Linked DNA regions of Homo sapiens: region 2 is linked to region 1. Evidence: chromatin contacts called from ENCODE Hi-C or POLR2A ChIA-PET data. All regions are on one chromosome and are shown on one strand. Each heading gives the region's core, a stretch centred on a gene start or an enhancer-like site at or near the end of the contact. The rest is flanking DNA. Distances are from core to core; before and after follow the strand shown.

Region 1 (2,950 bases), core at 110-2,609:
AAAGAGATAGAGGAACTAACAGGAATAGTCATAAGAAGAGGCTGGGAAGTGAAACTGGCACCTTGTCCCCTCTACATCCTCTTCTACCCACACTGGGAAGTGGGTAGGGTGGACAGGGTAGTGAGTGGAGGGAGAGGGCAGGGCCCCCTTTCAGCCTCAGGTCCCACAAAGGTTGCTTCATGCCGTCCCACTGATCCCTGTTTCAGCCCTGAGGGTGGCATGAGATGACAGCACGGGGGGCCCTTCTCTTGTTCCAAGACGGGAGGTAAAGCCCACCACCGACTTCCTGGACAGGCGGGGGCCGCAGTGGGGGTGGGGAGCTGCCTTCTATGTGCCTGGAGCCCCCTCTCCGGTGCCCGCCCACTGACGGCCATGTACATTTTTAGCTGGAACATTTTCCTCCTCAGCGAGCTCCCCAGAGTTAGGCCCTCTGTTGCTATGGAGACGCGCTGGGGAAGATGCGCATGCCTGGTTTCATCAAGTCCTCGGAGAGCTTGGAACACAACCAGTTCGGTGGGAGTGAAAGATGGCGCTCAGGAAGCCCTAGGAAAGGCCTCTCCCTCTCCAGAGGCGCTGGCTGGAGATCTTGCGGCCAGGGGGCGGGGGAGGAAGAGGCTGTCCTCACAGCGCCTCTGTCAGCCCTGGGCAAAGCCGTAGCAAGGAACCACACACACGGATGAGGCGTGCAGAGGCCAGGGGAGGACAGGGTGGCTGCAGGCGGGGTGGAGCCTCAGGCAGGGTCTTACGCTCTCGCCAGATGGGAGCGGTGCTGACTCAGGGCTGCCTGGGACCAAGGGTAGTGGCCAGGCTGGCCAGCAGGGCACCAGGCCTAGCTGTTCCACCCACACCAGACCCAAGGGCCAGACCCCAGCAGCTCACAATGGAACACGGCCCACAGGGAGGAGGGAAGGAGGCCAGCCGACGGGCCGCCAGACACAAAATTAAGCACCAAAAATGGAGGGTTTGAGCCCTGTGAGTTCTGCCCAGGAGGGAGCCACACAGGACAGAAGGGAAAGGCCGGCAAGGCCTCCCAGAGAGGGCCAGGGCCGGAGTGGCTTCCACACGTTAAGTTTTCTATATTGAGCTTCCACATGGGATTCTGTTTGAAAAATGGGCTCAACTGCTAAAAACAAGTCTGAAAACCCCTGATATCAAGAAGTATGTGGGTGTTTGGGAAGGGGCCAGATGTGTCTGCAGGCTGGTGTGTGTGTGTGTATTCTCAGTTTCGGAGGTTTGCAGTAACTTCCTGTGTGTGTCTGTAGGGAGGAAAAAGCTCAGGGCTTGCTGGCCGGAAGCCCTGGCCAGGTTGGAATCCCAGCTCTGCCACTGACAAGTGCTGTGACCACGGGCAAATGGCCAACTTTCTCTGAGCTGTGGTTTCCTCATCTGTAAACCAAAGCAATGAAACAGTCCTTCCTCGCGGGGCTCTTGTGAGGATTCTGCAATGATCAACTTGAAAAATCACCGCGGGGGCAGACAGCAAACAGCAGCGCCTTCAAGATGAGCAGAGGGTCCTTCCAGGTGGGGAGCGGGTGGAGTGACTGATCTCTCTAGAAGCTGGGAGAGGGCATGGCTCTCTGTGGGGGAGGACTGTAGGCTAGGGTGGGTTGGCTCATGTCCCCCCACCCTGGGATGTTGACCTTAGAACCTGAAAGGAGACACCAGGCTGGGGTCAGGCTGGGGCCCAGAGGCCCAGGGCCTGTAACAGGATCTTCTGCCACCTGCCCCTGACACCAGCCGAGTTCATGTTTGGTAGCAACTCAGCGCTGTTTGCTGCCTGACAACTGGGCAAGACACAGCCCCAGGAAGATGCGAGGTCTCACCTACTCTGCCCTGAGCCCAGCGCTGCACCTAGGACCTGCAGACAATCCTCCTGGCACCCCGACCCTCCCAGAGAACAGGCCTCCTGGGAGATGGTGGGAACAAGAACTGACATCTCAATTTCATCCAAATGTCCCAAGTGAATCCCCCATCCCTCATCCTGGTGAGGATGTGCCCCACGCTGAGAGAGGAGACCAGATCTGCTGAGAGGCTTCCAGTTTTTGACCGTCCCTTGGGAGATGCCATGGCTGTGCTGCCAGCCCACAGGGATTCGAAAGTGATGTCCAAGTTGTTTATGGTGATCAGACATCGTACCTCCAAGGGGGCGCTTTGGGCTGGTTATAGCCACAGACATGATTCCAGGGAGGTGCAGGGCTCTGGGGGAAGTCCCCAGAAATTCCCACCTCAGGACCCTCCTTCTCTCCCTTCCTGGATCTCAGGGAGTGGGGATGTGTGGCCACATCTCAAGTGCTCGAGACTCTGCTCTCCCAGGAAGCCTTCCCTGAGGGCGGAGCTCCTCCTGACCACACAACCGCCTCAAGGTCACGCTTAGTTACTGTGGGGCTCATGGATGTGATCCCTGTCCTGCCCCTCCCCAGGCTGAGAGGGACAGCGCCCCAGCCTCCTGCCTGCTTTGTTATTCCCCAAAGGACAGCAGCTCAACAAGGCTCAGAGCTCAGGATGTAGCCCAAATGCAGAGCCAGGGAACCCAGAGACACCCACACACACACAGATGTGGACCTCCGATCAGGGATGCTGCCCACGTGGAGCTTGGCAAGCCCTGCCTCTTACGGCCACGCAGGTGCAGAACCTAAGGGGCCTAAGGTCTTGCTAGGGTCTGGGCTCACACTCAGTGGGGAGCCTCCCTGTGGGACCCAGGTCATCTGCAGAGGCACAGTGTGTGGCCAGGGGCTGTGGCCTGGGAGGGGATGAGGGGAAAAGGGCCTTGCCTTTTCAGAATTCCACTGCACACCATCCCAGCCCATAAGTTCAGTGCCTGATGATGCCCTCCAAGGGCAGAGCAGCACAAAGGTCTAGGGGTGTGCATGCTTCTTCTTCCTTTGAGGGGGGCCTGCCCTGGGAAGCAGCCTTGGCGCTAGGCCAGCTGTGGGCCAGGCTGAGCCCTCCC
Region 2 (2,775 bases), core at 245-2,744, 580 kb after region 1:
ACTCTGGAGCCACTACCCCAGCTACACATATCTAGAGAGATATACAGGGGGCCACACAATGCCATCTGAAATGGAGTAGCAGTTCTCTTCCCATGTTATCAAACCAGCTCGGAACCTTTGTTCACAAACCTAAATGAATGAGACGCAGCACGGTTCTTTGTTTTCTTCCAATCATCTTTCAGCTCCTTGCCACACTTGGTCTCTGGTACCTCCTGGCTGAGCAAGCTTGGGCAATTCCTGAACCTCTCGGAGTCTGATTTCTCATCAGCAAAGTGGGCGTCATGGGCTGAATTATCTCCCCTCAAAATTCAAGTGTTGAAGTCCTAACCCCCGAAACCTCAGAATGTGACCTCATCTGGAGATAGGGGCTTTAGACTACGTACTGGGTACAGTGTACACTGCTCGGGTGATGGGTGCACCAAAATCTCAGAGATCACCACTATAGAACTTATCCATGTAATCAAAAACCACCTGTACCCCAAAAACTATTGAAATCAAAAAAAGAAGTCATGGCGTTAAAATGAGGGCTTAATCCAATCTGACTGGTGTCCTTGGAAGAGGAAATTTGGACATTCAGAGAGACACCAGGGATGCACACAGAGAGGAAGACCACGTGGGGATGCAGTGAGAAGGCAGCAGCCATCTGCAAGCCGAGAGAGGCCTCAGAGGAAACCAAACCTGCCAACACCTTGATCTTGGACTTTCAACTTCCAGAACTGTGGACAAATGAGCATCTGTTGCTGAAGCCACCCAGTTTGTGGTATTTTGTTAGAGCAGCCTGGGCAGATTAATCTAGTGCGTACCAGTGCTCCTTCATGGAGGGCTATGGGATAAAATAGATGACATGAGAGTGTTGGACAGGGTACAATACATCCTAGGTATTCGGCAAGGGTGAGCTTCCTTTTCAAGAAGCCGTCACAGAATGCTTTAGCTCACAGAGCCTTTCTCAGATCGTCTCTTACACTCCTTCTGTTTATTTGATTGATCAATCATTGCTCCTTAATCACTGATTGAGCTCTGTGGTCTGGTTGTTGAACCCTGGCAATGGGTGGTCTGTGCAGCCACACTATTTGCTGCTCTTGCACTTCCAAGACCTGAAGCTAGAGCTGGTGCTCAGAGAAGAGCTGCCCCATGGTAGCAAGTGTCTGTCACTGGCTCTTTCTGGGGCAGAGGGAAGCTCCTGAAACCCTGCCCTCCCCACCTCCTCCACCAAGGGTCCCCCTGCTCAGCACTTTCTGCATGGCTTCCTGGTGGCTGTCTTCCAAGGCCTGCTTTCTGCCCCAGGACCTTACAAAGGCTGCTTTGATGAAAAGTTTGAGGCAAAGTGACTGTGTCATTTGATACAAGAGGCTCAAGGGGGTAAAAAGTGTAGCTTTCTTCTATTTTTGGATTTTCTAGCCCAGCGGAGAATGATCAGCTGAATGGGACTGGGGCGGAAGCCAGGAGCAGAGGGAGGAAATGCACCCAAGCTGGAGAGCCCCTGTGATTAGCAGCTGGAAGCCTAGAGCGTGACCTGCTTGTGAAGAGGCGCCTCTGCAGGCAGACTCTGCGCCCAGAGCTGGAAGGCATGCAGGGGCCACTTGCCCTGGGGCCACCAGACTCCTTCCTCCAATGGCCTGCTCCAACGGTCCCTGCCCCTGCAAAATGCACAGAGCCTGCTCCCTCCCTCCCTCCTGTTGATGGAGTACAGGCCAAGGATAGTCACTCTCTGGGTGAGATTTGAGAGGCACCACAAAAGCCCCTTAACCCTGGGGTCTCCGTCATCCACCGCCAGGGCAGTGGCACAGGGCCCTGCTCTCAGTGGGGGCTCTCCACATGGCTTAATGCTCTGCTGTCACCGTCGTGGAATTCATGATGGGACACTGCATTGTCCTCTTGCACTGGGCCCACAAATTCAGGAGCCGGACCTCCCCACCTCTCCCAGTTCTTGAAATTCAGGTTAGCAGTCACTTCCCTTCCCTGCTCTGGCTGATACCTCTCATCTGTGTAGCTTCTTATTCACCACCAGCCTCCACCTTGTTATCTCACTAATTGTCACTATAACCCTGTGAGGGACTGACATCTCTCTGACTCGTGGCCCTTTGTAGGATTTGCCCCACGAGCTCAGGCCTTTTGATGCCACCCCTTTGCTCTCTTTGAGGAACAAAAATGCCTACCTCCTGAAGCTATCTGTAATCCCCTCCTACTTAAGTGTAAGAAATTTGCAAGTCCGAAACCCATCCTCCACTTCACTCTTAAGAGCCTAAAAAGCCCTCTGAGGGCGCTTAATAAATACTAACTAATGAACCTGCAGCTGCTGCTCCTTTGGCTAATTAAATCTAAGTAAATCACAGACTTTGAATTATGCAACAAGGCTTGGCCAAAACAGCTTAAAAATGTGGGAGCCCTAGCTTTTCTGCTGTGCCCTGTGGAAAAATCCCATCTTTTAATCATGCTTAACCTTCCTGAAGAACAGCAGCAACCTTTAAATAATGAATGAACGTATATTAGCAAGATTTCCCCAAAGCTACACGTGGGAGTCAGATCAAAAAAGGGACAGAAGCAGACACAGGCCTGAGGGCATTCTGGAACTTTCTGCTCAGCCCTGGCCTGCAGGGTGAAATCATTTGGTTCCCCAGAAGCCCAGAGCATGAACTGGTGAAAGGGAGGAGGGGCAGATATGCTGCCACAGGCTCAGCTTCCTGATGTGGCACAGTAAGCTCCTGCCACCCCTAGCCTGCGGCAGAGGTTAATGGAAACCCCATAGCACTTCTGAAGGGCTGTGCACTCGGTTGT

What was found. Hi-C counts contacts between places; a loop is a spot of excess contacts on that map. ChIA-PET counts read pairs that join two places held with the same protein, here RNA polymerase II (POLR2A). Pooled maps may share reads with other maps.
Region 2: a pooled map shows a loop between it and region 1 (4-fold over the local background). The contact joins two enhancer-like sites. A Hi-C loop is called at or near these places in 1 of 37 single-sample maps with no recorded cell type and 2 of 50 pooled maps. POLR2A ChIA-PET finds 5 or more read pairs at or near these places in 1 of 52 experiments (PC-9).

Annotation. Positions count from the first base shown.
Region 1 is chr2:47,070,005-47,072,954 of GRCh38, reverse strand. All of the region lies in intron 19 of TTC7A (tetratricopeptide repeat domain 7A), which reads right to left. Among named protein-coding and RNA genes, the nearest start is that of STPG4, 84 kb to the left of the region's middle. RefSeq lists enhancers at 990-1,847, 2,704-2,950, 662-2,950. Within about 2 kb of position 1,359, at least 35 of the 41 ENCODE cell types and tissues checked have a DNase peak (open chromatin) inside an H3K27ac peak, as active enhancers do.
Region 2 is chr2:46,489,455-46,492,229 of GRCh38, reverse strand. No RefSeq gene overlaps it. Among named protein-coding and RNA genes, the nearest start is that of TMEM247, 11 kb to the right of the region's middle. RefSeq lists enhancers at 1,277-1,326, 1,437-1,496, 1,126-1,658, 1,517-1,816, 1,659-2,191. Within about 2 kb of position 1,494, at least 17 of the 41 ENCODE cell types and tissues checked have a DNase peak (open chromatin) inside an H3K27ac peak, as active enhancers do.